Linked DNA regions of Homo sapiens: all the other regions are linked to region 1. A link is a loop called in an ENCODE intact Hi-C map of the cell type or tissue named here. Cell type or tissue: heart left ventricle. All regions are shown on one strand. Region 1 holds the start of VSTM4 (V-set and transmembrane domain containing 4). Region 2 has its middle 25 kb from the start of MIR4294. Region 3 overlaps VSTM4 (V-set and transmembrane domain containing 4). Region 4 overlaps WDFY4 (WDFY family member 4). Region 5 overlaps TMEM273 (transmembrane protein 273). Region 6 overlaps TMEM273 (transmembrane protein 273).

What was found. Hi-C counts contacts between places; a loop is a spot of excess contacts. Peaks named below come from ENCODE experiments on the same cell type or tissue, not always from the same donor. Only the 100,000 strongest peaks of a DNase experiment are listed, where the experiment ranks them.
Region 2: a loop joins it to region 1, with 2.7 times the contacts of the local background. A loop is called at or near these places in 18 of 110 quality-filtered maps.
Region 3: a loop joins it to region 1, with 3 times the contacts of the local background. A loop is called at or near these places in 13 of 110 quality-filtered maps.
Region 4: it touches region 1 in a loop (2.9-fold over the local background); 20 of 110 quality-filtered maps call a loop at or near these places.
Region 5: a loop joins it to region 1, with 2.1 times the contacts of the local background. A loop is called at or near these places in 7 of 110 quality-filtered maps.
Region 6: it touches region 1 in a loop (2.1-fold over the local background); 8 of 110 quality-filtered maps call a loop at or near these places.

The regions. Positions count from the first base shown.
Region 1 is chr10:49,112,579-49,117,578 of GRCh38, reverse strand. It overlaps VSTM4 (V-set and transmembrane domain containing 4), which reads left to right and starts at 2,057. Exons shown (of 8, transcript NM_001031746.5): 1 at 2,057-2,148. The coding sequence starts at 2,094. In heart left ventricle, a CTCF peak has its summit at 2,395; DNase peaks (open chromatin) are centred at 1,788, 2,228 and 2,318; H3K4me3 peaks cover 3,052 bases; H3K27ac peaks cover 2,591 bases.
Region 2 is chr10:49,008,514-49,013,513 of GRCh38, reverse strand. No RefSeq gene overlaps it. Among named protein-coding and RNA genes, the nearest start is that of MIR4294, 25 kb to the right of the region's middle. RefSeq lists a silencer at 1,339-1,594. In heart left ventricle, no CTCF peak of the experiment used is centred here; a DNase peak (open chromatin) is centred at 3,040; H3K27ac peaks cover 2,036 bases.
Region 3 is chr10:49,049,901-49,054,900 of GRCh38, reverse strand. All of the region lies in intron 5 of VSTM4 (V-set and transmembrane domain containing 4), which reads left to right. Among named protein-coding and RNA genes, the nearest start is that of VSTM4, 63 kb to the left of the region's middle. RefSeq lists enhancers at 1,264-1,373, 1,384-1,483. In heart left ventricle, no CTCF peak of the experiment used is centred here; no DNase peak of the experiment used is centred here; H3K27ac peaks cover 2,048 bases.
Region 4 is chr10:48,978,445-48,983,444 of GRCh38, reverse strand. WDFY4 (WDFY family member 4) reads right to left here. Exons shown (of 62, transcript NM_001394531.1): 61 at 1,967-2,078; 62 at 489-936. The coding sequence ends at 870. LOC105378298 (a long non-coding RNA gene) reads left to right here. Exons shown (of 4, transcript XR_007062370.1): 1 at 1-146; 2 at 3,665-3,763; 3 at 4,505-4,700. Among named protein-coding and RNA genes, the nearest start is that of MIR4294, 4.6 kb to the left of the region's middle. In heart left ventricle, CTCF peaks have their summits at 1,726 and 1,937 (motif pointing left); a DNase peak (open chromatin) is centred at 1,936.
Region 5 is chr10:49,161,714-49,166,713 of GRCh38, reverse strand. It overlaps TMEM273 (transmembrane protein 273), which reads left to right. Exons shown (of 7, transcript NM_001288740.3): 4 at 918-948; 5 at 1,431-1,509. Among named protein-coding and RNA genes, the nearest start is that of TMEM273, 24 kb to the left of the region's middle. In heart left ventricle, CTCF peaks have their summits at 1,945 (motif pointing right) and 4,939; a DNase peak (open chromatin) is centred at 1,950.
Region 6 is chr10:49,174,129-49,179,128 of GRCh38, reverse strand. The region is part of intron 1 of TMEM273 (transmembrane protein 273); the gene reads left to right. Among named protein-coding and RNA genes, the nearest start is that of TMEM273, 12 kb to the left of the region's middle. RefSeq lists enhancers at 1,427-1,766, 3,252-3,751, 3,752-4,253. In heart left ventricle, no CTCF peak of the experiment used is centred here; DNase peaks (open chromatin) are centred at 1,548 and 2,438; H3K27ac peaks cover 2,077 bases.

The sequences.
Region 1 (5,000 bases):
TTTAGCAATATACAACGACCAAAGCAGGAGTTGCCTCCTCCAAGGGTGGCTGACACATCTAAGGGGTCCCTTCTGCTTTTCACCAACTGGGAGAGTAAATTGAGACCAGCAGGTTGAGGTGGGAGGTTACCAAGGATACCAAATGGCCCTGCCACATCTCTAGCTGCTCTTAGTACAGCCATGTCAAGACGCCATTTTACATGTGTCACCTTCACTTGACAAATGAAATTCAGAGAGGTTGTGCTGCTCCAGGACCCAAGGTTGTTGCCCAGCCAGAGCGGGTCACAGATCCACTTTCAGAACCAGTGCTCCTCTTCAGACATCCTCCCTCAGTCTGCCAAACACTGCCCCAGGCTCCAGGGCTGAGTCAACAGTCTGCAGTCAGAGTCCAAGTTCCCAGTTCAGACATTTGGTGCCCCACAGAACCTTGTACGGGTCCCTGGTCTTCTTTGAGCCTGAATTTACTAATTTGTAAAATGAGGCCTAGGACATTATGTGGATGGGACGTGAGGCTCGTTTGCTCATGTATAAAATTGGTTTCCAAACTCTGGTCTGGAAGCCTCACTTGGTTCTAGTTTGCATTCCTGGGCTGCAGGAGTCCATCTGACCCCAGTTCTAGTCCTCACTTCTTGTCCTTGGCATCATAGCCAAGTACCTTTGTTGCCAACTCACTATCGGGTCCTCAGGCCCTTCCACCAACCCAAATTATAGATGGGGCTGCTTTCTCCAGCCTGGCTGCCTTGATGGTCAGTCCAGTCCCTGCAGGGCCCTGGTCCACAGATGAGTCTCCTAGCTGGAGGATCCCATGGGGTCCAGAGACCTCTGGAAGTGCCTGGGGTTCAGAGATGTCACAGAGCCTTTGCACCCACTGGCCTGGGGTGCCTGAAGAGGATGGTCCCTCTGGGGAATGCCCTGGGGCTCACACTAGTGGGCTGCACCCTCTTTCCATGCCACCCACACCTCCTCACTCCCTTAGAGGGAAGGAGATGAGGGCCCTGTCTCCTCCTCCTCCTACAGGGACCCACTCCCAACCAGGGCCCACCTGCTAGCTGCTGCTACCCCTCACTGGAACTCCACAAAGACCTCTCCTGATAGACACACACAGAATAGACCTAACATGTGCTTTTCTTGCTTGGAGATGGGTTAGGCTCAGACCCTAAGTTTAGAACAGTGGCAAAGAGACCAGGCATTGGCTCAGAGTGACAGGGCTCTGTGGTTGTGTGACATGGGTCTCTTTCATGTGGCTGCTTCTGCTTCCTTATGTATAGTAATAATAGTAGTGTTCACTGACACCCGTGAATCGGGTGCTGGGGCAATGCGTTAATGGGAATGGTGTAACTTGGTCTTCCTAAACACCCCAGAAGGGGTGGGCCCATTTCCCCATTTTACAGGTGCAGGAAACTGAGGCACATGGAGATTACAGAACTGTCCCAGGCCTGACCGCGGCGGGGTTCAGTAGCATCTGGAAAATCACTTTAGCCCAGGCCTGGCTGAGGCACTGTAAATGGGCACTTTTGTTAATAGTTTCCACATATTCTGGGCTGGTCTGTGTGGACCCTCTCAGTTTTCCAAGGGTTAGCACCTCGGACCCCGCCCTCCATTTCAGGGCAGCAGAAGGGGCTTCTCCCCCCTCAGCTGCTTGTTGGCTCCCGAGGGTCCTGTGGAGTGAGCGCAGGAGGCCCACGACCAGCAGGTGAGTCTCAGGCCAGAGGTTCCCTGGACGCGCCCCCACCCCCTGGCTCCCAGATCCCGCCTTCCCTTAGGAATAAGTGCATCTGTGGGCAGAGGACCGCCGGTCGCACTGCAGCTGTGTGTTCTGTGAGTCACCAGCGATCACCTTGCAGAAACTCAGTTTTCTCATCTGGGAAATGGGGCTGTTGAAAGGAGACGCCACAGATCCTGGAGCGAACCGATCGCGCGGCGGCTCCCGCGCCCGGTGCGGGCCTCGGGACCCAGCAGCCCCGGCCCCGCGTGGCAGGCGGCCCAAGGGGCGGGCCGGGGGCGGGCGCGAGCGCGGGCCCGGGGCGGGCTGGCGGCGGCCGGGCCAGGCGGCGGCGCTCTCCCGCGTCACAGCGCCGGGCGGCGGCGGGGAGATGCGGCTGCTGGCACTGGCGGCGGCCGCGCTGCTGGCGCGGGCTCCGGCTCCGGGTAAGCGCGGCGGGGCCAGGCGGGAGCGGGAAGGGTGGGGGCCGGGCGGCCGCGCCGGGGAGGCCGGGGCTCCGGGCCTGGTGGGGAGGCCCTGCCACCTCCGGGCGCGGGCGGGGGGCGGCGCTGTCACTGTCGCCAGCGCGCTCCGGTGGGCTCGCCGAGGGTCTGGCGGGCGCAGCGGCGCCTCCCCAAGGTTCAGAGGACGCCTCCCGTGAGCGCGGTCCCCGTCCCGACCTCGCCTGGGGCTGGGTACTCTCGCAGCAGCCGAGATCTTCCCAGCGGCAGGCCCCGAGGGGAGATGCAGCAGGAGCGCAGCCCAAGTTGGTGGTTCGCTTTCCTTTTTTCCACGGCAGTCAGGACACACAGCTCTTGGCAGATTCCTCGGAGCAGCAACTTCCCTTTCACTCTCTTCGGAGAGTTACTCCGAAGACAAGTCAGGAGCGGCTGGATCTGCCTTGGCCAGGAGGTGGGGAACGGGGACTTGATCGTGGGCCTTTTGAGGTGACCAGGCCTGGTGAGAGGGGCATCCACGGCTGGATGCAGCGACGCCTCTCCACCAGCACCCTGCTTTGAGGACAACTTCTTGGTCCACACTAATGGCTTTCATTCGGGTTTTACTGCTCCCACTTGTAAGTGTCTTAAGAATTTTCCCTCTTTATTCCCCAGAACTCTGTCTGGCTGCCTCAGGGCAGCAGGGGCCGTACTGGCTGGAATAATAGTAATAATACAGGTATCGATGGTCACTTTCCCTGGGTGCCTATCTGGGCCTATCTCATTTAATTACAACACTTCCAAGTAATAATGACTACAACACGTTTATATATCCAAGTATTAAAAAAAAAAAACATGAACTTGGTTAATCTCACCAATAACCTCTGAAGGAGGTGCTATTATTATCCCTATTTTATAGATGAGGAAACTGAGGCTCAGGCCCATGAACGGACTTGCCTTAATTCAGTAGGCTTGTAAGTGGTGGAGCTGGGATTTGAACCCAGTTAGCCTGGCTCTGGGCTCTGTCAATAACCACTAAACTGTGTTGCCATTGTTTTGAAAATTAGGAAACTGATGCTCAGAAGTCATTTTCCAAGAGTGATCTGGCTACCAAGTGTAGAGCTGGCATTTGAGCCAGCATTAATCCATAGATCCCAGTCTGAGGAGGAGGCACTTGGATAACAGTGGGAAGAAATCCATCTACTGTCCCCCAGCTATGAGTGCAGCCAGGTTCCCAGTGAACCTGAAATCCTTGCTGCGGGAAATGTACCTTTTCCCAGTTGTCACTGTCTCGGCTGGAAAAATGATGAGAAGTTTGCCTTGGACTGGTGGGCAGGGCCAGTTCTCGTGGTCTCTGTGGAGTAGCCAGCAGCCAGTGGTCCTTCCTCTCCCAGGCTCCATGACCACCTTCTAATTGCAGGAGCTGTCAGAGTGGGTGTCCCAGAGATTGTCTTTTGCTGGGGATCAAGGGCATTCTCACATTTCCAGAGCCCTCGGGAGCCTTGAGAGCTGGAATTCAGGAGCCTTTAGAGTCTGCCCTGGCTGTGCCCATGGTCAGCCCTGGAGGATGATAAGAGCTCCTGCTTGTGGGACACTCACTGTGTGCCACCCACTTTTCTAAGTGCCTCATTCATGACTCCTCACCACGATCCTGCTGGGAGGGGCTGGCAGACCCATTTTATACATAAGTACAGCTTCTTAACTGCTGTACTTTTCTGCCTCTCCATTTTGGGACTGACCAGGACCCTAGTGGTCACCTGGTCCCATGTCTCATTTTACAGGAAAGAAAACTGACAGACAATATATTTACGATAGCAAATCTGTAGGCTTGAGAGGTGGCTGAGCTGTCTTTGAAGCAAGATGGCCTAGGTTCGAATTCCAGCTCTGCCACTTACTATGTGAGCTTGAACAAGGGCTTAGCCTCTCTGTACCTCAGTCCTCTTGTCTATAAAATGGGAATAAACAGAGTATCAGGATAAATTGAGAAAATACATCTAAAGGGCATAGAGTTTGTACCCGGCAGGTATTAGCCTCTATCATTGGGCAAGGTGATATTTTTATCCTGGATGGAGCTATTTTCAGGTGATAGGCTAATGTGAGTGAATCAGTCCATGGGCTAGGTCTGGCATCACCTCTGCTTAGTGCTCAGTAAATACTGGCTCCTGGTGCCAAAGACTGTTAAGTAATATAACTATTTCTTTCAGAGATTTAGCTGTATGAATTCAGACTATTCTTTTAATAAGAAAGCTCACTGCTGCTGATCAGTACTGACAGTTTGCATTCCTTATAAACTTAGAGGCTCTGGTCTCCCTGAAGTGAGCAGGTGCAGTTTCTTCAGGCAGAGAGGAAGTGGGAGGCACACAGCTACGAGCACATCCCTGGCCTGCTCAGAACCGAGGGACTGTGCCCACCTCTGCATCCCAGATGAGGCTGCTGCCTTGTTCTGTTAGTTGTCCTTACTCCCTCACCTGGAAGTGGCCATCTCCCACTTCACAATGAGTAGGTTGTTCTATTCAGCTACAACGGTGTCCTAGGCTGTTTTCAGAGTGGTGTTAGTCCTTTTCATGACATTATTCAAATATAAGCAAGGGGGTTAGACACCTTAACTTTTATCCACAGGAATTTGAGATTCGTCTACAAACATAACCAGCTACATCGCTTGTGGGATCCAGTGTCAAATGAAAATGTGGGCCTCCTTGTTAAAATGTATTAAAATTTCAAGATAGCAACAGCAGAGATTAAACCATGTTGGGGTGTGAGGACTTCCAACCATGGGGTCCTGTGTGCCTGCAGGTCGTGGGCCCACGAAGCCCACTGTACTCACAGGACAGTGTGCATGTCACTTTCTATTGCTCCCACCT
Region 2 (5,000 bases), 100 kb after region 1:
CTGCTTGGAAGCCAAACTTGAGAGACAAGATTTAGTGGAAGGAAAAGCAGGCTTATTCAAGAGCTGGCAGCCTGAGGAGATGGCAGACTAGTGTTGCAGAGACCATCTCAAGTCAGTACAAATTCTAGGCTCTTTTTATGTTAAAGACATGACCAACAACTGCTAACATCTGGGCACCAGCGAGGGTCCAGGAAGTTGGAAACTCCTTTGTCCTTGGTCAGATCACAAAGCTCCTATAAACCTTCAACGAAACATAGTTGTTTACATACTTCTCCTTTAATCCCAGAGTCAGTTTCAAAAACTACATGATTGCTGTTTTTGCATTTTATCTCAGTGCCCTAAAATTATCCTAGCCTACGTGCAGGAATGGATAAGGGCTCCCTTAATTGAAAATGGAGTTAGTTGTGTTAGTTCTTTTGCTCTTTCATTCTTACAATGTCTTGTTCCTGCTTCCTCATTCTTCCACCTCATCAGGATTCATTTCTAGTTTCCTTGGGGTTCTCCTTTACCATGTAACCCCTCATCTTTTTTGCACATTCAACTTCTCCTTCTATCTCCAAAATGACAAGTGTTTCTCAACCTGCACAGACCCCTCCCAAGCCACTATTCTCCTCTGGTTCCTTCTCTCTGCAGCCTGGAGTCTACACTGCCTGCTCCCTGCTGTCTGTCTCTCACCCTCTGCTGGCTGCCTTTGCTCCCCCTCCCCTGAACTCAGCTCTGCCCAAGCCCTCTGGGGTTCGCTGCTGAGCATGTGTTCTCTTGCAGAGAATGTCTTATTTTCAACCACTGTTCAGCTGTATCCCGAGGACCCCACCTCCACAGCCCCCGTGGAGCCCTCTCCTGAGCTCCATGTCCACCCACGAGCTCCCCCCTTGCAGCTCCCTCATGACTCCTGGAAGTATACACCCAATACTGAATGCATCAGAGCACCCTGCATCTCTTGATACCCAGCCATCCTGGTTAGGGCTCCACCGCTCACCCCATGGCTAAAGCTGCAAATCTAGCATTGGAGATATGGGCCACCGGCAGCAGCAGTGGAATCACTGCTGACTTATTGAAAATACCAGGTGCCTGGCACTGTGGTAAGTATGTTTTCTGTCTTATCTCATTAAGCCAGTGCTACTCTATGCCAATTTGCAGATGAAGAAGCAGAAGACCTCAGCTAGCTGGCCCAGGATGGCAGAGCTGGAGCCCTCCTCTCTCCTGTCCATCTCCCCTGCATGCCGGCACCTCCCCCATTGTCTTCATTCACATAGCTCCTGCTTCCCATCAGCTCTGATCACCTCTCTCATGGACCACCACTCTGACTCCTGACCTGTTCCCTGCCATTTAACCCACCCTCCGACATGCAGACTGGCCGAGTTACCCCTGCCCAACATCCTGCCCCGACTGCCCTCAGGATGCCCAGCACCTCGAGGAGTAGCAAGGCCCTTCATACCTGGCTCCCGCCTACCTTTCTGCAGTTTCCCCTCTGTGCTGTTGACCCAGGCCTCGGTGGCTGTGAGCTGCCACCTTGGAAGCCCAGCCCAGCGTGGTGTGGAGCTTCACGGTTGCAAGAGCAGGCCTGTGCTGGGCATGAGCGTGTCCCATGGCAGTGGCAGCATTGGCCATGATCAGAGCCCGTGGTGCGCTGCAAGCAGGCCTTGGGACTGGTGAGATCCCCACAGGCAGCCAGCCACCCAGCCCTGTCTTCAGCAGCATCTGGAACCGGAAGAGCAGGAAGCCCAGGTGGGGTCCCATGCTCTCCCAACCCCAATCACCACTGACATGGCTGCTGGCTGTGATGGCAGCCCCTGTGGCAGCACAGAGCTGGCAAGTTCAATGGGAAGTGCCTCAGCCCTCAGGAGGCAAGCAGCAGGTGAGCATAATAAGGACTGACCCCAGGGATACCTGGGAAGATGCCTTCTGGGTGTTCTTTGGCACGTTAATGGAAGGACAATCAAAGAAAGGCCCTGGCCGGGGAGTGGGACTCAGGAGGCCCTCGCTGTGCAGTGGCAGATTTTATCTCCACCCCCAGGTAGCAGTGCAGGCCTTCCCAGGTGCCAGAAGATGGTGACTTGGTTTCCAGGAACATGACCTCTCTATAGGATGTCCTCACTAAAAGAGATACTAGAGGTTGTCTACTTAAACTCCCCTTTCGTTCCCCACCATTTATACAAAAGACCACGATTTAAAGGAGAGTTTAGGTAACAGAGATGCAGGGTGGGCATCAGGATCTGGACTCAGGCTTTCTCTGCCCCTTCCATAGCTCCTCATGCCCTGGCTCTTGTCTGTGGCCTCCCTGCCCAACCCTGGAGGACAGCTGAGGCCCAGCCTTCTCCAGCAGGGCTGGATGGGAGGATTCATTGGAAGGTGGCAGCTGGGCACCTCCCGCTGAAAGAAGCACAGTCAGCCATTCTGGGAGTGGGAACTGTCTCCTAGATAAGCTTAGCTCGCTCAAGGGACATTTCAGAGGTCAACGTCAGTTCCGTAAATCTTTGCTGAGCTCCTACTATGTCAGACACTGAATTCACATGGTATTCATGTGTTCACATAGAAGCACACCAATAGGCAAAACATCCTATGATGGTTACTGTTGCCAGAGTATCTTCTGCTTGCCAGACATGGTGCCAGGGACTGCATGGCAGCCCTGAAAGGCAGGTGGCATCATTGCTACAGGATAGCTCTGAGAAATGAGGCTCAGGGTCATCCTAAGAGACTTGCCAAAGGCCACACTGTTAGTTGCAGAGCTGGATTCAAACTCAGAGTTTCCCAGTACCAATCCTGTGCTCTTCCTATTATGTCATAGGAAGTATGAGTTATATCAGAACCAAAAGACATTCTGGTATAAGAACCTAATGAGAAGTAATCCCGAGGTGTCCAGGAAACTAAAAGGAGGAAGGAGTTAGGATAGACTCTCTGGAGGAAGTGTCTGTCTGAGTTGAGCCCTGGAGGAGGGGCAAGAATCTGCCAGGAGGCAGAGGGCGGGGACCTTCCTGGCCCATAAAGACCAGCCAGTAGGGCCAGCCCTGGTCAGGGAGTGGGACTCTTCTGGGGAAGCAGGCCTCTTCTGGGGAAGTGCCAGGTCCCAGAGAGCAGGAGCATTTGGCCCCTTGGTGGCCAGCCCACCTCGGGGACTGTAATAAACAGTGGACCCAGAAGCTACCTGGGAACTGAGATGGGCTGAAGGGATTTCAAGTAGTGAACAAGCGAAGAGGGCTCTGGTGGCTTCACACTGTCTCTCCAAACCAGCTCACAAGGTAGTCTTGTTCCAGGATGAGGAAACTGAGGCCATTTAGAAGTTAGAATACATGCTACAGTGAAAAGGATACTCTGGTATGCCTACGGTGTAGCCAAAAGAACAAAAAGATTAATTGCAGAGAAAGGTTCTGTGCTTTAAGTCCTCTCTAAATCCAGGCATTCTTCACACTCTCATCCCCAGTGAAGGGGTCTGGAAGGCCCAGTTACTTCTAGCTTCTATTTGTTTTTCTTGGACAGATTGGGAATCTATATGAAAATTATTGTCCCCATGGTTGATTCCAGATATCTCAGTAAAGATGGAGACAGTTGCTAATGTACAATCACCTGTTTATTTCCACCTGACCATTGACAGAACGTGACTGGCTGGAAGAGATGTCAGTGAGGTTATTCACCCAGGGTTTGGAACTTCTTGAGTTAACAGACATGGGTATGCAGAGACACTGTTTTCTTGACCCCTCAACCCTGGAGGCTTCTCCTGTCTTATCTCAATCTGGACAGCAACCACGCTACTTGAGGCTGACACCACCATCTGGGGGCAATTCCTGAAAACCTGCAGAGAGCCTTGGCTTCACCTGTCCTTCACGTGCACCTGCCCTCCATCATAGCTCCGTCATAGCTCAGCTGGGTTTTTTGTTGTTGCTGCTGTTTTTTGTTTTGTTTTGTTTTGTTTTCATCTCCTCTGCATTCTTGCACATTCTCTTCCTAATCCAACCTTGCTCCAAATCTCTCTCTGTTTTTATTTCATTCTCTGCCCCTCCCTCTCTCCCTGTCTCGTTATTCTATTTGCAAGTAAAACAATAATATGTGTCACATGCAGGCTGTAAACTAACAGAGCATTCCAAGCTGTGCTGTCTAGCTTTGGCACCAGACTCAGGACTGGATTTCCCAGCAGGGGCTTGGTGTCTGGAGTTGTTTCCCCTCACACGCCACGCCATTTGCTTTCTCTTGCTTCAGCTATGGCTTTTCTTACTGTAGGGTGAGCATTGGGTTTAGGGTCAGAAGCTCTGGTCCAAAACTCGAGTCTCCTTTTCCATGGCTCTGTGTCTTTGAGAAGCCACTTGAGCTCTCTGACCTGCAGCGTCCTCATTTGAAAAGTGGCTAGGGCCAACAGGACTGTTTACAGTCACCTTCCCATCTGGAACAAATTCGTCTCCAGGGCAGAGGGCAGGGGCGGGTGAGGATGCTGCAGGGACATGGGGGGCTGCGCCCCAGGGCCAAGCTGTCCCACAGTCCTGGAGCTGGGAGTAGTCATGCTGGGAGTTAGAGAGCCCAGGGCTGTCTCCCTCATCAGCTTGCTCTCGGTGTGGCCTGGAGATAAAACCCTCGGCTCATTAATGTCATATGACCTGTGTGAACACATGGAGCACTGTGCCCGGCACAGAGGCCGTTCCACAAGCTTCAGCTCCCGTCATTGCCGGGGACCTTCCCTGACACTGGCGATCAGTCCCCAGCTTCTAGCAGGGCTTGTCTGGCAGGGTCTTCCTTCCTTAGACTGTTCTTCCTTGGGGAACAAGGTCATTAAAGGATGGCTTTCTTCTCTCCTGGGGACAGTGAGGGCAGGCCCTGTCAGCTGGGTCACCACACTATCCCTGCCACCTGTCACAGAGCTACTACCTCACACTGCTTCTCAATACTTAGAAATACAACCAACTGCGGAGAAGGACTGGGAAGGTGCTTTGAAAATTAAAAAACAAAAACAGAAAGAAAAACAAAAACAAAACAAAAACCACAACCCGCAAGGCAGGGATTTCCTTTTTTTT
Region 3 (5,000 bases), 63 kb after region 1:
GATTTGTGAAAGTCCCTTGGCTCACACAGTTCGCTGCACCTCCTGCACATCCCAGAGAGAGACTATATTAGAAGGACCATTTGATGGCCCAGGGACATTAAAGGCAGGGGTGAGGACTCCTGATGCCACATGCACTGTGGTTCAGCACAAGTTGCTTTGACCTCACATTTAGTTTTGAAAGCAGAGTGTGGCTGGGTGCATGCTTCTTAGTTATAATTATGTTTTTTGGTGGAATCAGCTCAGTTTATGCTGTTCCTCCTGCATAAACTGCTCCCCGCCTTCTGCTCCCAAATACTCTTAGTGCTAGAGGCACAAAATTCCCAGCTGGCTAGCCCACCATGCCCACCTTCATTTTGGCAGCTGACATCACTTGTTCCAGACGATTTCCAGGCACATGCCCCCTTCCTCCTCTGCGCTTCCTTCTCAGGATGGCCCTGGGTCTTAGGCACCAGCCACACCCTCAGTCCCCAAGACCCCACTACCTGGGTTGGCCTCTCCTCCTCCCTTTGGGGCAGGAGTTTGAGCAGCTGCAACAGTGCTGTGGGTTCCCCACGCTGAATCTAAATCAGACTTGAAATGCAGTAGAATGTTAATGTCTCCTTCTGGTACTTCTCTTCAGGGAGATGGTTTAAACTGGGAGTAGCCACTGTGGCTCTGGCTCTATTGACCTTGTTCCTGTTCCAGTGTTCTTGTTATCTGTTATCTGGGCTGGGTCCTGGGTCCTTGCTTCAGGGCCAGAGGAAGCAGGCCAACATGGATCAAGTCCCATGTCCCCTTCTCAGCTGGTGACTTTTGAGAAGGACCTGATCTCTCTGAGGCCCCATTTTTGCAACAAGGAGGGCCAGAGGTCACGGATACCAAGCTCTTTCCACAGTGCCTTGCATAGGATGGACACAAACATAGCTGTTACTGTTGTTAACTTTAGTTTCTGAAAAATATGGTTGCTCAGAATTTGTTCAATACCTTGCAAAATCTAGGTTGGCTGCTTTGCCTGGTGTTCTGGAGTGGCTGCCCATCGCTCAGGAATGCAGCCTCTCTCATGACCTGCCTGGTCTGTCCTGCAGCGGTGCTTTCCAGCACTGCTCTATTAGTGGGAGGGCAGCTGTCAAGGGGATGTCATGCTGTAATATCCTGGGCAGGAAGACTTTCTGATCAATGTCTAAGTTGAAACTTGCAGCCCTACTCACTGGGCTGAAACAAGGGCACCATGAAATACCCAAGTGGCAACATCATCCTCCCTGGGTAGTACCATGAAACGTCTACACTGCACCTGTACCCTGGAGACTAGGGTCAGTTGCTATTTAGCTGTTTCACACCCCATCTAATTTAGGCTATGCTCTCTCATCTGACCCTCATAACTTTGCAAGAGAGATAGCCAACATACACCTCCCCTTTTACAGATTGGTGGGTGGAAGCCCGGGGAAGTAAGTGACTTGCCCAGGGTCACCTCTCTGGTCAAAGTAGAATCAGCTTTAGTGGCCTTTTGACCCCTGTTCAGCACCTGTTCACTCAATCCAGCCGCTGTGTGTCATGGAGCAAAACTGCCAAGCCTTTGTGGGACAGAAGCTCCTTCTGGCAGGTGGCCAGGCCGGAACCTGGTACATCTTACAGCAAGGCCTCTGCACGTGCGACATCCTGCCTGCCCTTGTTGGAGGCAGAAAAATAGCCTTGCTCCACAATGAGCTCCCACAAATAGCACTTCTCTCTAATCAAACAGCTCTCTAATTTAGAGGGAGTTTCCGGGCGGGCCTGTTTTCTGTCTTTCTTGGTTTGACTCACTCCAACAAGGCTTGCTCTGTTGTGTCAGAGACAAAATATAGCCCTGTTCCAACCTGAGATGTCGAATAACTTTTCTTGTAAGTTAATCATAAGGTGGACTTTCCTTGCCAAATATTCCGACCAGTCCTGCTGGCTCAAGGGGAGAAACAAGATTCTGAGAGAGTGTCTATCCTATGTCAATGTGGTGATTCATTGTCTAAATGAGATCAAATTGTCGAAATATGAATTAAAATTAAATTTAGTGCAGTTTTACTGTTTTGAAGGAAAATTATGATGACAAAGCAGGTGTTCTCCACCTTAAGGAAATCCCTGAACATAATGTTATAAGTGCACAAAAATGATGTTCCAGAAACTTCCATTTTATATTAAACAGTTAAAAAAAATCCAAAAAGAGAATAGGAAGTGGAAATATTATTTGATTCTACACCGTGCAAGGTGCAGTTGGGGAGACTACCCAAGTTTTGAGGCAAAAGAAGAAAGGAAAATGTCAAAAGATTTTAGCAAAAACAAATTAAAAAACTGCATGGAACAAAAAGCCAGAATTCAAAGGGAATTGGGAAAAATATTTTTCAATAAATATGTCCAAATGGTGTAAAAGTTGCTTGCAAACCTGTAAGAAAAGCTCAAGATCCTAAATCAAGAGCAGAAATCAAGAAAATCCTAAATCAAGATCCAAAAAAAAAAAAAATCCTAAATCAAGAGAAGGAGCTATCCTTCCATCATAAATGAGAAAACTCCTTAGACAAACATGGGAAGTGTCCATTATCACTAGAAATCAGAGAAATGCAAATCAAAAAGGAATCAGCTTTTTCTTCATTAAATGAGTCATTTTAAAAAAATTGACAAGTGGTGTTAAGGAGGGTGACGTAGGTATTCTCATTTGTTGAGTGGCATAGCTGTGGTGTAGTACTAACTTGTCAAAAATCATTTTGACAGTAAGTATTAAATAGCCTTGAAAATGGTCCTTTTCCATGACCTGGTAATTCCAGCTTTAGAAATTCAACCCCAAAATGAAAGTCTAAGAATAAAAAACCATTATGCACAAATACATTTTTAGCAGTGTCATTTCTATATTAAACTGAGAAAGAAATGAGATCTTTAGATGTTAGGGAAATGGCTAAGTAAACATCGGCTTATTTCCTCACTGGAATAGTATGAGAATATAAATATGAAAAATTTAGATTAAGTAAATTAAGAATACAAAATTATAATATAATATGATTTAAAAAACACTATATATGAACAAGGAAGGGTTGAAAATTTGTATCTACACACAAAAAAACTGCACATGGATGTTTATAGCAGCTTTTTTCATAATTGCTAAAAATTAGAAGCAGCTGAGATGCCTTTCAGCAGGTGAATGCATAAACTGTGGTACATCCAGATGACAGAATATTACTCAGTGCCCAAAAGAAATGAGCTATCAGGCTGGGAGCAGTGGCTCATGCCTGTAATCCCAGCACTTTGGGAGGCCAAGGCGGGTGGATCACCTGAGGTCAGGAGTTCAAGACTAGCCTGACCAACATGGTGAAACCCCCTCTCTACTAAAAATACAAAAATTAGCTGGGCATGGTGGCAGGCACCTGTAATCCCCGGTACTCGGGAGGCTGAGGCAGGAGAATCGCTTGAACCCGGGAGGCGGAGGTTGCAGTGAGCTGACATCGTGCCATTGCACTCCAGCCTGGGCAACAAAGAGAGACTGTCTCAAAAAAGAAAAAAAAAAAAAAAAAAGAAATGAGCTGTCAAGCCATGAGAAGTCACGGAGGAAGGGTAATTGCATATTGCTAAGTGAAAGAGGCCAATCTGAAAAGGCTATATATTGTATCATTCCAACTCTGTGACATCCTGGAAAAGACAAAACTGTGGAGACGTTAAAAGATCGCTGGTTGCCAAGGGTTAGGGTAGAGGGAGGGATGAATAGGCAGAGCACAGAGGATACTTGGGAGTGAAACTACTCTGTATGATGCTATGATGCTGGGTTCATGCCAGTATAAATTTGTCCAAACCCATAGAATATACTGTACATCAAGAGTGAACCCTAAGGTGACCTGTGGACTTTGAGGGATACTGATGTCTAATGTCGGTTCCTCAGTTGTAGCAAATGCCCTACTCTAGTGCAGGATGTTGATCATGGGGGAGGCTGTGCATGTGTGGAGGTGGGGGCTATAAGGGAAATCTATCTTCCACTCAATGTTTCTGTGAATGTAAAACTTCTCTAAAAAATAAAGTCTGTTTAAAAGCAAAAGCAAGGAAGAGGAAAAAGAGTGAAAATATTTATGAAGATTGTGTTTTGGTTATGACAGTGTTATTTTCTTTGGTTTCCATGCCTGTAATTACCCTTTTTAAACACGAGCATGCATTATTTTATATTGGAAATAAGAAATAGGCATTTCAAGAGTTTATAAAACTACAGAATGAAGCTGAACATGTGGTTGTATATGTAAACAATTCTGAGAATTTAGGATCCCTTGTTTGCTATTGTTGGTCAAAGTTTTGTAAATTCACATTCTTTTTGGCTATTTGTGAATTTACACAATTGACCCTGTACTCTAAAGCTATGACCAGTTAGAATCTCCGTTCCCAATAAAAATAAGGCATCTTTGGGGAATCTCAGTGGGAACTGTATTCTTGGAATTTATCCCACAACGTGTGATTCAGTTTTTACTTATTTTTATATATCTAGGACTATTATTAGAATAGCCTATCTCTTATTACCCATGTGTATATTTATTTGCATTTAATTATAAACATATCCAGTAATGATTCTCCCTGTCCTGTCTCACATCTGTTTAGTTCCTTAGCACCCCCATTCTAGGGAACCACTATTTTTAAATTCTTGTGAATATTTCTGGAGCTTCTTTATGTATGTGTAAGCAAATGCTAATATATATTCTTATTTCCCCTTATTTTTATGTAAAAGTGGCACATTTTATACATTGTCCAACACCTAGCTTTTCCACTTAGCAATGCATCTTTCCTTATCAGGACACACGTAGCTTCTTCGTCTTTATACAGATGACCCTATGCACGGATTCACCATAATCTACTCAACTAGTCCCTGCTGATGGAAGATGAGCTGTCTCTAATCCATAGCTATTATAAACAGTGCTGTAATAACTGATCTTATGCACACAACATTTCCTACATGTGCAAGGATATCCATAGAACGAATTCCTGGAAATGAAATTGCCAGGTCAAAGAGTCTAAGCGCCTGTAATTTT
Region 4 (5,000 bases), 130 kb after region 1:
GCCATACATTTTCAGGTGGAAAACAAAAGTCACACAGCAGTGCAGATTTCTCCAGGAAGAACTGCAGCTCGGAAGCCAAGTGTGGACCGGGGCCCTGGGAAGAGACTGCTGAGCCAGGAGTTGTCTGGAATCCTTGTCTGTTGCAGGTTGTGGAGATGGGGGTGGGAGTATCACCAAGGCGGGTGTATCACCCCAGGCCAAACTCCCTGAGTCTGCCATGGGCAGCACCCACCGCCATGTCCTGCGGCTCAGCCACAGAGGCTGGGCCTTCTTCACAGTAGCCCCTCACTCCTCAGGCCCCTACACTATGGGCAAGACGGGGAAGAGCCAGTGTCCAAGGTGGAAGATGGGGAGGGGCTGGGTGAGGCTGTGCAGGTGGATGTGCTTCCCTGAAGCCTTCCTGCCTTTCTCAGGACAGAAACACAAATACTTAGAAAGGCAGCATGGTAAGTGGAATAGAGTGGCAGTTTAAAACTGAAGAGCCCTTCTGCATTTAAAACATAGTTGCTTTAATAAAATAAAGACAATACAATAATTTCCAGTAAGCGACCCATCTTTTTTTTTTTCAGTGCAATAGCCCTTAATAAGGTGAGTCATGTGTAATTTCGTGTGCAGCTGGGCATCACCAAGTCACAGTTTCCAGCGTGCTGCTCAGCCCTCCGAGTGTGTGTGCTCATCCTTTTCATAGAAGTCCCATCGGCCATGGAGAGGGTTGGGCTGCAGAGCTGTGATTGCCAGAGGCCCTTCCTTGAGAACTGTGGGGAAGGAGGCCCTGGGGGTTTCTTCTGTAGGCAGAGCTCAGGCCCCAGTCACCTCTGCCACCCTCAGCCTGGCACTGTTGTGCCAGAGCCTCTGCTGCCTCTCTCTTCCTACCCATCTGCAGACCAGCAGAATATTCTCCCCCTCTCATCACCAACCAGGAGTTTGGTGTGGTTTCTTGGGAAGAGAAAGAAAAGACAAGAACGTTAGAGGGACAGTACCACTTGTCCCCGCCAGCACATGGGATATTGCAACTCTGGGGCTCTATCTGGGGCCCAGCGGAGCTTGCCCCTGGTCTTGTCTCCCTTGAGGCAGGGGAGGCAGTGGGAGGAATGGAGAAGGTTTCCACCTGGGGGAGGGGAAAGCATTGAGCTGTGAGGGTGGTGGCTCCCACAGCACTGTGGGGAAGCTCAGGCCCCAGGGAACAGGACGAGGCCGTGCCTCTCTCCAGTGCCTCCAGGTGAGTCTCCTGTCCCACCAGAGAAATAGCCAGGACCAGGGCAGAACAAATGGCAAGTTCTCTGCAAAAAGTGCGGCTCTGGCCCTACCATCATGCCCACCCCACTCCACTCCGCCCCACCCAGCATCTAAAACACTGTGTAGTGCCTCCACCAAGGACCCCGGAACAGCCCACGCCACGCCAGTGAGGGAGGAAGGAAGTCCGGCTCTGCAAGGTCAGCGGCCCCTAAGGCTGCACCTCGCAGTGTGTACAAGGATGTTAATGACAGTAACCACCTCCATGGGTTACTGCGAGTCAAATAACGGGTATGAAGTGTCGGGACTGATGCTTGGCTATGCTACAGCAGCTAAGAGCCCTCAGAAGGCACTTTCTGTTAATGAAGGATAATCATCACACCAAATGTTACAGTCTGCAGTGGAACTCAGGGGAAAAGGCTCTCTTTAGGATAAAATTACAAAACAATATACTTATACCTCTTGGATTTCTTAATGAATGTTTGGATATTCAAGAGCAAGAGAGCAAGGGCATGTGTGAGTTAAAAGCAAAACAAACAACAACAAAACCCTGAAAAACGTTTCCTGGGGCTCTATATGGCCACACGGGCTGCTTCCTGTGCTTGGTGGGGCCATGTCCTGGAGTGAAGTGGCCTCCTCGGCCAGGTGGCCTGGACTCAGAGCCACTGGGGCTTTCCTAAAGGTGGCTGCAGTGCCCTCTGCTGGAGACCCAGAGAAACAAGGCCGCGCTTACCTGGACACGGCCAGAGCAGTCACTGCGGGGCTGGTTTTGCTGGGCTTCCCTGTCAAAGCAATGCTAACGTCCAGCTCTCGACTCAAGGCCAGGTTCTTCTCCCACTTGTGGCCTGTGTGGAGCATGTGAGAGAAGAGTTAGAACGCCAGATCGGCTTCGCACATACAGTGTGCATCTGCACACGGGGCCGCAAACACATACGCACATATTTATATTTGTGGTCAGCAACTTGTTAAATTGAGGGGGAAATATATTTAATCTTGGCCTGTGCTGTTGCAAAAAGGGCCGTCCCAATTTAATTTGCAGGCGGTGATAGTTACATGTGCTGACGTGCCTCGGTATCCATTGTGTACCAAATTGGATTTGTGTATTATTGCTTTCTAAATTGCATGCCTAGTTCAGCAAAATTGTTCATCAGTGTTTACTGGCTTTATGCTTAATAAGATGCCCCACAATACCTTGCTGCCAGGGTGTAATGCAGCCAGTAATTGCCTAGTAAAAATAAATTACATAAAGTCGGCATTATCAACTTATCTTAATCCTCTCACGCCACAACCAGTAATTAAATGCTGAGAATGTTTTTTTCAAAAAATATAACTCAATGATTGTTACTTCACTCATTTTAATGACTGCATTTGGGGACAGACAGTAATTCCTTCAATGTGAAGGGTGAGATGGAGAGACGCCAGCTGGGTACGTCCCTGCGAGGCCACTTCCTTGGACTCAGGGCAGGAGAGATGATACAGCCCCTGCTGTCCTGAGGTGACCACCCATGTGTGCAGACAGGCCATGTGCCAGGAAATGCATGAGGGGTCCAGGTGGGAGAAACCACCTCAAAGCACACCAGGCATTTGTACATTGTGTACAAGTCTAAACAACAAGCTTCTCCCAAGCACTTTTTATGTACCAGATTGAGTCCAAATCTTTGAGGCGATTCCTGAAATAAATTGTACTCAGCTGGGTTGGGCCTTGCTGCAAATGGCAAATAAATGAATTCCAAGCAGAAATTGGATTACATCTGCCCACAAATGCAGTATGCTTAATATCTTCAAAGATCTCCTTTCTTGCCCCTTAAGACATTTGAGGGGTATAGTAATATACACGCCAAGAGGACACACATGCAAATATCCACGTGCCATGCCCAATACAGGTCCCTTTCCAACAAAGCAGTTTTGAGCAATGTAAGAACAACATGCCTTTTTATTAGAGACCTCCAGCAGTTTAGGCTTGTAAATCTGCACATATTTTAGATTTGTTAACTCTAAACTGCAGGCCAGTGTGATTATTTGAATATGTCCATGTCATCCTGTCATTTCATGTTAATCTTCCCTTGAACTGTAATCACAATCTTGGCAGTCAGTCCAATGGGGTGGCAGAGACTTAGGGTCAGGGCAGACAGAGAGGAAGGTTGTGGATCTGGGGCTCCCTGTCAGTCTAAGACCCCCTTAAGTAAGTTTCCTAATGCCATCAGCTGCTGTGTCCAGAGAGAAAAATCTCTCAAAGCCTGCAAAAATGACAATAATGACCTGCATTTGGGGTAGATTCTTGTCTGTGGCTACTATTATTCTGTCATCAGTACTCTACTAGTTAGGATGCACAGGAAGTGTCCCCATTTGACAGAAGACCAGAGAAGCTGCTGTGACAGAGTTGGGTCTAGAACCTTGTTTCCTGCTTTTTACTCTGCTTCTCATTCACTAGACCCCATGACCAGTGAGTGCAACCTCACCACAACCATTGATGCTGAATAGGAACCTGCAAATCCAATGGCACTGCCAGAATCAACTGAATGGCTCTGAGGTGACTTTCATTCATCCATTCATCCATCCATCCACCCATCCATCCATCCATCCACCCGTCCATCCATCCATCCATCCATCCATCCATCCATCCATCCATCCATCCATCCATCCTTCCATCCATCCATCCATTTACCCATCCATCCAGCATTCTTTCTCAGACATCCATTCATCAACCGTAGGCTTAGCTAATGCCGTTAGCTTACTGGGCCCCAATAGCTTCAAAAGTGGGCATTTGAGCCCAAAACTAAAATGGTGTGCAGTCTCATGCAGGTATAGCAGAAAACTGCTTTGTAAGCAGGCTGGGGAATAAGAGCCTTTCCAAGTGGAAGCAGATATGGGAGGGAGTTTGGCCTCTGCTTTCCAAAGATGTGCTGGGTTCCTTAGAATGCACACACTTCTGTCCTTTCACACTGAGATAGGCTGACTCCTTGTGGTGGTCTCCAAGTACCCTAGAGAAACAGAACCTGTGAACTGACGGAGTTCTTGATCTGCATCTTTGTGATATTATTGATCTTTGTGATGTTATTGCCTTGGCTCAGCCCAGATTGTTTACAAGGGTCCCCAGGTGTTATCTTGAAGGAAGGGACCACTAATATAGAGCCTAGGACACAGTAGAGGCTGAGCAAATGCCTGTGTGTACTTGCCTGAAGAAGAATCCACAAATGGGTGACTAAATGAATCAAAGAGGTGTGGACTGTGTTTTAGAAATGAACTAATTGCAAATGTCTACTCTTTTCAGAAGGCAGCCCTCAGAAATCTGGGAAATTCTCTCCTATGGATGATCACAGGTTCTGGGATGCAGAGCAAACAGGGAGCTAATGGAAGCACTCAGGATGATAGAATTCTAACTTCATGAAAACATGTTTGATTGTGGGTCCCAGTAAAGATGTCCCAGTTCTCGGCCAGAATCTTTTCTGAAGACTGAGCTGGAGGAGGTAATGATGGGGGCGGGGACTGGACAGCTGTGATGGATGTGATGCGGTAACAGCTTTGATGGGGAGGTTTGTACCTGTGTTCATTATGGAGGGGTTGGTGATGGTGGTTACATGCCAGTGTCTATGGTTAGGTTATTCTGAGGCCGTTGTGGCTGTGATGGCAGCAGGTGTGAGGATAGTCTGCTTGCTGGGTGACTTTGGGCAAGTCACTGAACCTCTCTGTGCCTTCCTAGGCCTCCCTAGGCTGGGCAGACCTGGGAGGAGCTGCAGCCCTTGGGCTGAGGTGGAGAGAGGGGAGGT
Region 5 (5,000 bases), 49 kb before region 1:
ACTAACCCTTTGCCTCTGTTTCTCTTTCTTCTGTCTCTATCTCTCTCTGTCTCTCTATTTGTGTTCCTTTTTCTGTCTCCCTTTCCATGTCTCTGTCTTTCTGTGTCTCTTTCCCTCTGTACTTTTCCTTTCAGTTGCTCTTGGCAGTCCTGAGAATCACATTTCCTGGAGAAAGGTGGGAGAGGAACTAAAATTGGCTTCACACAGAAATTTCTGTTCTCTCATCCAAATGATGAGATCAAATAAACCCAGTCCCAGTAGGCAGCGAGGTTGGTCCTAAGTGTGGGCGGATGGTGGGAGGTTCTGTTGACACTGCCTTTGTGGGTCAAGATGAATTTTTTTTCATAAATTGGGAAAGTCCTTCTCAAAGCAGTACTGAGTAGGCCCTCAGAGAGAAACTGAGCTGGCTGACATGCACCATGGCACAGCCCTCTGCCTCCTTGGCACCCAAAGTGCAGTATTGATTTGCATCCCTTCTCTCAGGGTATCATCCCCAGACTCATCCTCTGTTGTATTAGATGGCTCACTGCAATGACGGTGCAGTTTTCCATGGGGTGCTTCTGGGGAGAATAGAGCCTCACTGCCTTCCTGGAAGACGTGATTATGATCCGTGAAGATAAGCAGAAGGGGCTGGTCTGGGCCGGGAGAGGAGGAGGCTTCCGAGATGCTGGCGTGTGCATCGCCCGAGGGGCTTAATAGGCCATGGGAGTTTGCTTATCCTTGAGTTTGCTTATCCTTGTGTATCCCCACAAATAAGGGGAGGAAACAGCCTCTTCATCACATAGCAGCCAGGCCCCGGGTCTCTCGAGGGCAACCGTGAGTGAGAGGACCAAGGAGAGGGAGGTGAAAGCTCTAGGGAATGCTCTGCACCTCTTGTCACACGACCCCCTTCCTAATGCCCGGCTTTCTCTGTTTAGACACCATCCCGCTAAAGAAGAGAGCCCCAAGGTAAGGTCACTGCCCACACAGTCAGGGAGAGGTATCGTGTTCTCTCCTGTCTTGACCGTGCCACTCCCTTGCCTGTCATCCCCAGCCTTCTCTGCACTCTGGCATGCTTTCTAGGTGACTAGAATGCACCTCGTGGTCCCCTCCTTACACTCTCTCCTCCTCTGGACCAGTGGGCAGGTGTCACAAGAGTGAGGGCCACAGGCTACAGCCGTCAAAGGGAGTAGGGCTCGCCTCTGCATAGCCTGGATTAGATCCTGTTCCACCCCCACTCAGACCCCTTCAGTGCATACCCCTGACTTTCAGAATGAGGCCTCCAGCCCCTGTCACTTGGGAGGTCACACGTGGTTTGTCCCAGGTTTCTGGGCTTCCCTGCTGGCATCAAGGTACCCTGCTCTTCTGCACAGAGCCCACGTCCTCAGGGACGGTCCTGCCTTGGGACCTTTGCACTTGCTGTTTTCTGTAATTGGAATGCTCTTTGCCAGAAAGCTGCAAGCCTCGACCCTCTTTTCCTTCAAATCCCTGCTTCAGTGTCACCACTGCATCATGGAGGGCCTATTTAAGGTACAATCCCCTCTCGACTCCAGCCACCATTCTCTTCTCTTTGCTTGGCTTTAGTTTTCTTTATAATTCTTTGCACTAGTTGATGCTATACGATATATTGATTTGTCTATTTTGCATGGGTTTTTTTCTAAAATGTAAGCTCCGGGCGGGTAGGGTCTTCCTTTTCACTTCTGTAGCACAGCACTTAGCACAGTGCCAGGGACAAAGTGGATACTTGCATATGTGTTGAATGAATGAATAAATAACTGAACATGAGGCCATGGGCTAGGTGCTGGGGGTCAAGGAGAGAGAAGTAGGACAATCTCCCCCAGTCTACAGGGGAGACAGGCAGGTCCCAGGTGGTGGCTGCACAGTGGGGGTGGGGGTCCCGGGAGGTCTATGGCAGGCTAAGCATGTGTTGCCTTGTGTCTTGGGGGTGCAGAGGGCTGCATAGCCACTAGGAGGTGCAGGGGAGCCTCAGGCTACGTGCGGAAGGACTAAGAGAAGCTCATGAATGCAGAGGGAACCCTAGTATATGTAGGCATCATGGGTAAAACCTGCCGCTGACAAACATGCAGTGTGGCAGAAGCAAGTGTTTCATGTGACGATATGGAAGGAAGCGCTGGAGAGATAGGTAGTTTCTATGCATGTACAGTCAGAGGGGCTTGTGTTAAGCAAAGGAGTCTGAAATCTGTCCTGAAACTTCTGGTCACCTACAGATGGGTTCTAAGCAGGGGAGAGAGAGAATATTTTTTGTTATATGGTGGCATGGAGGAGGGCCCAGCTGCAGCCAGGAAGATGTGCTGGAAGCCCGGACAGAGACTCAGGCCTGGTGCAAAGCCCTGCTGGAGTAAGTCCAGGTGGAGGCAATGGAAAAAATGAAAGATGGGAACAAAGTTAAGGAGGAGCTGGCCCAGGGACCTGGGATGAGGGACTGAGACAGCCACTGGAGGAGAGAAAAGAATCTAGAACAGCTCAGAGTTTTCTCTGAGCAGGTGCCCTTTGGGAAGTTGGTGGGGGAGCAGCTTTGGGCAGTGAGCTGGGTGAGATGATATTTTTTTGAACATGGTGAGCCGAAAGTTTCTGGACACTTCCATGTAGAGGAGATGTCTAGTAAGTGGCTGGCATTTAGGACAGAGGTCTGGGTTGACACAGGGTTAGTGGCTTTTAGAAAGTACCCAGAGCCCAGTCTCACCCTCCAGTTCTTCCATGGGACCAGGGACTGGGTAACTTCCAAGTAGTGTCTATTGAAGGAGCGGATGGATTAATGGCTGCATGAGGGATGAACGCATGGTGCATTGTGGCTGCGGGTCATGACTCATCAGCCCTCATGGAGTCATGCGCTTGGGATGAGCTGGACATGGATTTTCTTGAGAAGTTCACTTTTTTTGAGGATTTCTCCTCCTACAGATATTCTAGTTTTCAGCAGTGGTTTCTGATTGTGAAGCATTAAAGCACATTTCATCAACTCTGTCTCCCAGCACCCCATCTCTCCTTCTGTTTCTGACTCTCACTCTCCTTCTCTCTGTCCCCTCCCATGTCATCCCCCCACCCCAAGTTTGTGTCAGTCCACTGGGTCCTGGGCTGGAGAAGACAGGATATATAACTTATCATCCAAGACAGCACTTTGTGAGAGTGAGAAGAGGCTCTGTAAAAGTTGCACCAGGATGATAGGTGTGAGCCTGGACTGTCCTAGGGAAATAGGGATGTGTGGTCAACTTAGATTGAGTGGGCCTGTGAAGTGTCCAGGCCCCGGTGGCCACACAGCACTCCTCTTGCTGGCCATGTCACGTTCTCTGCATCTAGGGCATGTAACCAGCTTCAGGGGGTTTTGGAAATGTGTGGTCGAATTGGGGATATTTCAGGTTGAGGGACCAGAGATGCCATATGTCCCATCTCTCTCTCTCTCTCTCTCTCTCACACACACACACACACATGCACATATTCACACACCCAGACCCACATTGGCTGAAGTTGTCACATTCCTTTTTATAGAAGAAACATGCCGAACTGCTCCCAGTGCCCCCAAATCCACTGATGCGGGAGAGTAGAGTTCCATGCTGGCCAGCTCTTCACACCCCTCCCTTCCCCCCGCCCTAAGAGGCCTTTGCCCCGGGCAGCTCTGTGTTCTTCTAGCCCTAGGGGGGTTGGCACAATCACAGGTTCTCCTAAGTGTGCAGCTGCGGCACCTGGCCAGGAGGGTGTCCCAGTCCCCGCTGACCCAAGGGCAGCACTCAGATGGCTGTGGGTTGGGCGCTGAGTCAGCATCTCCCACCATGGAATCAGGGTGGACTGGCCATTATAAGGGTTTTCACACAGGGCTCTTGGAGGACATGAGGAGGCCATGGATGGAGTCTGGAAGGGTGAGAAGGATTGACTTCCTAGAACCTTTGTTGCCTTTGTGGGTCCAGGTAGCGGTAGCATCTGTGGTGAGGAGTGCAGGAGGAGTCTGTTTTGAATGGATGGGCTGTGTTGGCCATGGCGAAGACCCTGGCACCATGTGGCCTCAGGGGCCCTCTGCTGGGTGCTTAGGTACCCAGGCAGAGGACACAGACTGCTGTGGCCAGCTCAGCCCCTGTGGTCAGGAATATTGAAACATGTGGAGATTCTAGCACAGTGACCTTCTCACCACGGGGAAGGCTCTAAAGTACTAGAGCTCCCCCCAGCACAGGGACGCTACCTTGACCATCTGAATTCCTGGCACACATTGAGGGGGACTTTGAGTTAAGGCACTTTGCTTTGCAAATCGCCAGACCTTGAAGCAGACCATGCTTCAGGGACATCTTAGCCACGGACTTCACATAGAATGAAATTTCACAAAGCTCGATCCTTAATCCTGTTGTGTGTGTGCGCACGCATATGTGTGTGTGTGCATGTATTGCCTGTCTATATGTGTGTGTGCATTTATTGCCTGTGTATATGTGTGTGTATGTGCATGTGGCCATTCATGATGGACTCTGACACACATACATCTGTGTGGGATGATGCTGCTGTGAGCAATACAACACAGACCCATTTGAAAACACTGCTGAATGAGCAGTCACTGTGCTTTTTATGTTCTTATGCATGATCATCTAAGAGGAGCGTCTCTGTTATATGTGTTTTTTGGAAGTTCTGGGTTATTTTGAGCTATCAGGGCTATAGAAGGCATTTTCCATAATCCAGGAAAGATGGCTCCAATAGTTATTCAACAATGAACTTTCTGAAAGCGAAGTTCATGAGAAAACATGAAGGGATGCTAGAGGAAGCAAGTGGGTGAGGGAGGCAAGAAATAAAGGCCAGGAGAGAGGGAGGCTGGGAGGCAATGGCTGGATGGGAGTTTATACCCCTGATAATTAATACATCGCCCTCACCACGTGCAGGGAGCTGTTCTTGGCAGGTATCGTAACAGAGCTCCTCTGCAAATAGAGGGACTTTCAGAGAGGAGAAGCAGGATTCGAGTTTCCAAAACTAACACTAGATGGAGTCAGGCTGAGTCATGAGGAAGTCAGACCCAAAAGAGCAAGCTAATG
Region 6 (5,000 bases), 62 kb before region 1:
GATAATGGTTCTTAGTGAGATGGACTGGGCTCACTCTCCCCTGCTTGTCTGAGTGAAGCAGATGGTCAGTTGGGGAACTCCTGCCTGGACCCCAGCTGCAGCCAAGCCCTGTTCACACCTTTGCAAACTCTTTGGCCATGTTATCGAGAAGTCACTATTCAGGGCAAGAGGTGAAGGACCTGGAGCTGGACCCACAGGCTGTCTTGGAGGACTGGGACACACAGACACCCAGAGCTTTCTCTTTGATTAAGCAAATATTGATTTTCACCAAGGTCTACTGGCACATGAAAATAAGTAAGTCAGGCTCCAACCTGAGGAGCTGACAGTCTACAGGGGACAGTTGCAATGCAGTGTGTTAAATACTGAGACGAAGGACTCACAGAAGAAAAAGGAGAAGCTCTTGAACCAAACTAGAGTATCCAGGAAGGCTTCCTGGAGGAGGAGTCTTATTGAATGCTAATTGCGTACATCTCTGCCTAGGTGAAATCCTTCAGCAGCTTCCTATTGCTGCCAGCAAGTACTAAAGTGTTTACTATGTCACTGGCCTCCTAGACCTGTCACGAGCCATCCCCTGTTGTTCCTGCTCCCTGGTCTCAGGGAACATCCATCAGGTTACTGTCCAGCCTCCTCACATGTCATCTGTTTTGCATGGGATGATGCTGTTCCCCTCCAGGGTCATAGAGATACTCCCACTCCCCTCTGTACTGTCACCACCGTCAGGGGAGAGATCTGGTCTTGCTGGGCCATTGCTCTAGAACCTGCTCAGTAATTAGCACTTGTTTGAGTCAATTATTGCCCGAAGTGGAACATCAGCCTCTGGAGCCAGTCTGCAAGAATGGGACAGGTGGCGTGCCATCCTAAGAAGAGAGGACAGCCTCTGCTGAGGCCCCGGGCAAGGGCAGCATGGACTACAGGGGTTGTGCAAGAGGGGAGAATGAGAGGTGACATGGGCCAGCAAAAGAGGAGGGCTTGATGAGCCCTGGGAGGACATTGGGCCTTATTCTGTAGGATTTTAAACAGCCTTACAGGAAGAGTGCCTGGCTGCAGTGCCCCAGATGGGTTGGAGGCAGGGAGACTTACTAGGAGAAGGCAAATGGATAGTCCAGGAGAGGGGAGGCTGGCTGGATTTGTCCCAGGCCACACCAGCAGGGTCATGTTGGCTTCTGAGGCCCCAGGGCACCCATCTCTCACAGCTACTTCCCTGAGGCAAGCAGTGTGTGGCCTGAGCTCAAGGTGTGTGGCTGAGTAAACTGGTGTCCATCCCAGCTCCTGGCCAGCCCATGCTTAGCCCCACTGGCAGACAGTGTTGGACAGGCAAGGCCAGGGCTGTGTGGCAAGGAGGGCTGAGCAGACCCAGCCAGAGCTCCCTGAGCTAACCCTAGAGTCCTAAAGAAAAGAGACCCTCCCAAACCGCAGATGAGCCCTGATTGTTGAGTCACATGTGACACATTAAGATACTTTGGTCAGTTTGTAATGACTGTTCACCCTCCATGCTGCTGTGAGACTCTTCCTCGGAGCCAGTGACTCAGGCTCAGGCATGGAGCCTGAAGAGGTCACGTCACTTCCTGGGGCTTTCCCATGAAAAGAGGCCACTGTCCCCAAGAGAGGCCCTTGTCCTGACACTGGCTCCAGGACCCCACGTACACACACAAATGCAAATGCGAAGAATTTTTTTCTTTTTTATCTTGTTTTGAGAGTTCAGGAACCGGGTCAGCACTCAGGCAAACAGAGAGGGAGGTTTGTGTGCAATGGCTTAGTGCAGCTGAAAGTGAGGACCCGAATCAGGGAAACCACAGCCTGTGGCTGCCCTGGGAACTAGAGAGGGAGGGAGGAAATGCTTTTATTTCAATTTCCAAAAGACCAGATTCCCAGATAACTGCACCTGATCCCTCCACCTGGTGGTTTCCTCTGGGGACTGAGCATTGCCCAGAACTCTAGGAGAAAAGCCAGGGCTTGGGTAAGGGAACTCGCTGGTGAGTCTGATGGCTCAGGAGCCATCCTTGGTCCTGGAGGGTCTGTGGTTCAAGGTGGCCCAGGCCAGGCCTGGCTTCCTTCTGCTCTACCCATCTGACCCTGCCTCCCCTGGCGGCAGGCAGCAGGGCTGCACCTCCCCCTCTGGAAGGGGCCCCTGAAGAATGGACTGCAGGGCCATGGGGTCAGGGGGACTTCGGCTGGACCATGCGTGGGGCTTGATCTATAACTTAAATATTTAGACATGTGGCATGCTGTAGGCTCTGCAAATGTCAGGAATTGTCTTAAAAAGCTAACTAGAGTGGAGATGCCTAGCACGGATGCTGGTGCCTCGCAGGGTTTACGAATGATCTGTCCCGGTAAGTGGAGGCTGATGGGTTTAGTAAGGGGCTCCGGTGCAGGCTGTGTGCTGCCGTTTCCTCTGCAGCATCATGACCCCTTTCCCATGGTCCAGGACAGCTGTCATCCCACAGCCCCGCTCCCTGGATGCGCACTCCCCTCGGTCAGGTCCCTCAGGACTCCAGAGCAATGCTTCCCAGAGGCTGAAGAGCACAGTATGAATATTGCATGAATAATAATAACCCCACCACTTAGCGGTTATGCAACGCTTTCCTCTTCCACAATACTTTACCATCATTAATTAGTTATTCCGCACGGCTTCCAGCCTCCCCTGCTCTCTCTGCAAGGCATGCCCTGAGAGTTGCTCCTGCAAACAGGCCTGTCCTGGTCTGAAGCACCAACATCAAGTGGCCAGGCCCCTCTTCACTGGGATTGTACAGGCTATGGGAGGCCTTGGTTTGGCCATTTCTCGAAACAGCAGAGGCTTGTGCCCTTGCTGGGGAGCGCCACCTCTTTTCTGACCTGAGCACCTTCCCAGAGTGCCTCCCGGTGTGCTTGGCTCCCCATTTCACTCATGGCCCCTAGGATAGTGGCAGACACCCATCTCAGGTGGTGGCGTGTTTGCTTGTGGAAGGGCAGCTGCTGCCTGCACCTCACTCTGTGCACACACTCCTTCCGGGGACTTGTCCAGCCATGCTCTGTGTGCAATGGGGCCACTGAGCTGGGAGCCATGTTGTGTCTGGTCCAAGGCCACAGGCTGACAATGGGTGGCAGAATGGGGACTCAGATCTCTTGGTTTCAAATACCCTTCCCTCCCACCCACCATGGGAGTCATGGTGAGGTTTCAGATCCCCACAGAGAGGCTCAAAGGTGGGGCAAGTCCTTTCTCCAGTGAGTAGGGTCGGCTGGGTGTCCGGCTGTGGGGCCTCTGATCTGGCCCTCCCTGGATACCACTGTCCACCCAACCACGACAGCCTCAGGCTCCTCCTTGTTCCAGAACCCCCGTCTTCCTCAAGGCTTCAGCAGCCCCTTCCCAGGTGTGGCTCAGTGCTCACATGTGTCACCACTCCTGGTCAGAATGGACCTGGGACACCAGGTGGGGGGGGCCCTGCCCCCTTGGAGGAGCTCCTAGCCCTGGTTCAGGCCCAGGCCAGCTCTCCGCCTCCACCCCTCCATTAGCCTGAAAAGGTATTGATCAGTTTGGCTTCTGTGAGCTGAGTGTTTTAATCCCACTGTGTGAATCTTTAAGAATTAATTAGCAAAGAGTGCTCAAGAAAAACAAAGTGGGCACCAGTTTTGATACCTCCTGGTCACCCGCTGTTATTGTTTCCCTCTTAATTATGATGCTATTTCTGGAAGCTAGAGGCAAGCTCCCTGGTGCATCTCAGCCTGGGGTGGCCTCTGCATGGCCCTCCGTGGCCTCCTGCTTCTCGTTCCTGCCCAGGGTGGCGTGCGGCGAGGAGAAAAGGCACAGAGGCATTGTAGCAGGCAAGATATGAGTGGCCAAGCACTCCCACCTCTGGGAGCAGGGTGGCCACAGGACTCTCCCCTCTGCTTTTCTGAAAACCTTATCTGTCCACAGTGCCGGCCACATCTTATGCCAGTATCCCCAGCTGCTCTGACCCTGCTCAGCTTCCTTCTTTAGCCCTCAAGCCCTCTGTACCTCCTTGAATCGCCTGGCTTTTGCTTGTACCTTGTCCTCTGCCTGGTCACATTCCCTGTCTGGGCACATTCCATTCCAGTCCCTGCTGCCACCTCACCGAGACTTTATTAGCTCCAACTGGTCCTTTTGTTTTTAATTTAAATAATGATCTCTCCGGGGGAGCTTCTGTGACACTCCCAGGCTGGGTTAGGTGCCCGCCTTGGCCCACCTGGCTGGCTAATCACTGTACTTTCACGCATTAGCAGGGACTGCCGTATGTGGAATTCCTTAATCACTGCCTGTCTTCCAGAAGCCTTAGCGTCAGGGTCGCAGGGGTCCTGAGCTGGAGTTGCCAAGCAAGTGGTCTGCTCTGACACCACGCATATTGTCTTTCCGTGGATGGGGGGCGGTCCATGGAAATCAAGGAGTTGTCTAAAAGCTCCCAGAGTCCCCCTCATACCACCCCCCACCACTGCTTTGCACACCTTTTTCCCGTGTGTTCCTTTTGTACAGCTTTGCCAGGTAGGTTTGGGTTCTGCCCCAGCCTAGTTCCTTGCACAGAAAGCAAGGACCACAAGCGGCATGGGAGGGGTCTGCAGACGTCCTGTTTAGAGTCATGCTCTGATAAGACTGGAGGGTGATTGAGGAAGAGAAATCTCAGGTGGTTCCGGGGTTTGAGATGGGGACTCTGAGATTTCTGCAAGTCATGGTCTAGAAGTGTCTAGACTCCGGCAAGAGCCGAGCGATGCTGGAAGTAGGAGGACTGTGTAGCCAAGGCCCATGACCTATGCCCCTGCATTCTGCTAGAGAGAGGGCTGAACAGGTGCTATTGCACTTGGGGTAGGTGCACTTCATTTCCACTTTCAAACAGCCCCGTGGAGTGCCTGAGAAGCAGACCCATTTGTGAGCCCTGAGGCAGGGGCAGGGGCAGGGCCCGCCAGCACCCATATCACCCAAGCCAGCTAAATTTAAGAAGTATAACTTGTGTTTCACTCTGACCCCAGGGTCCACTAACATTGCAGGGTAGCACAGGATAAATGGGCAGAAA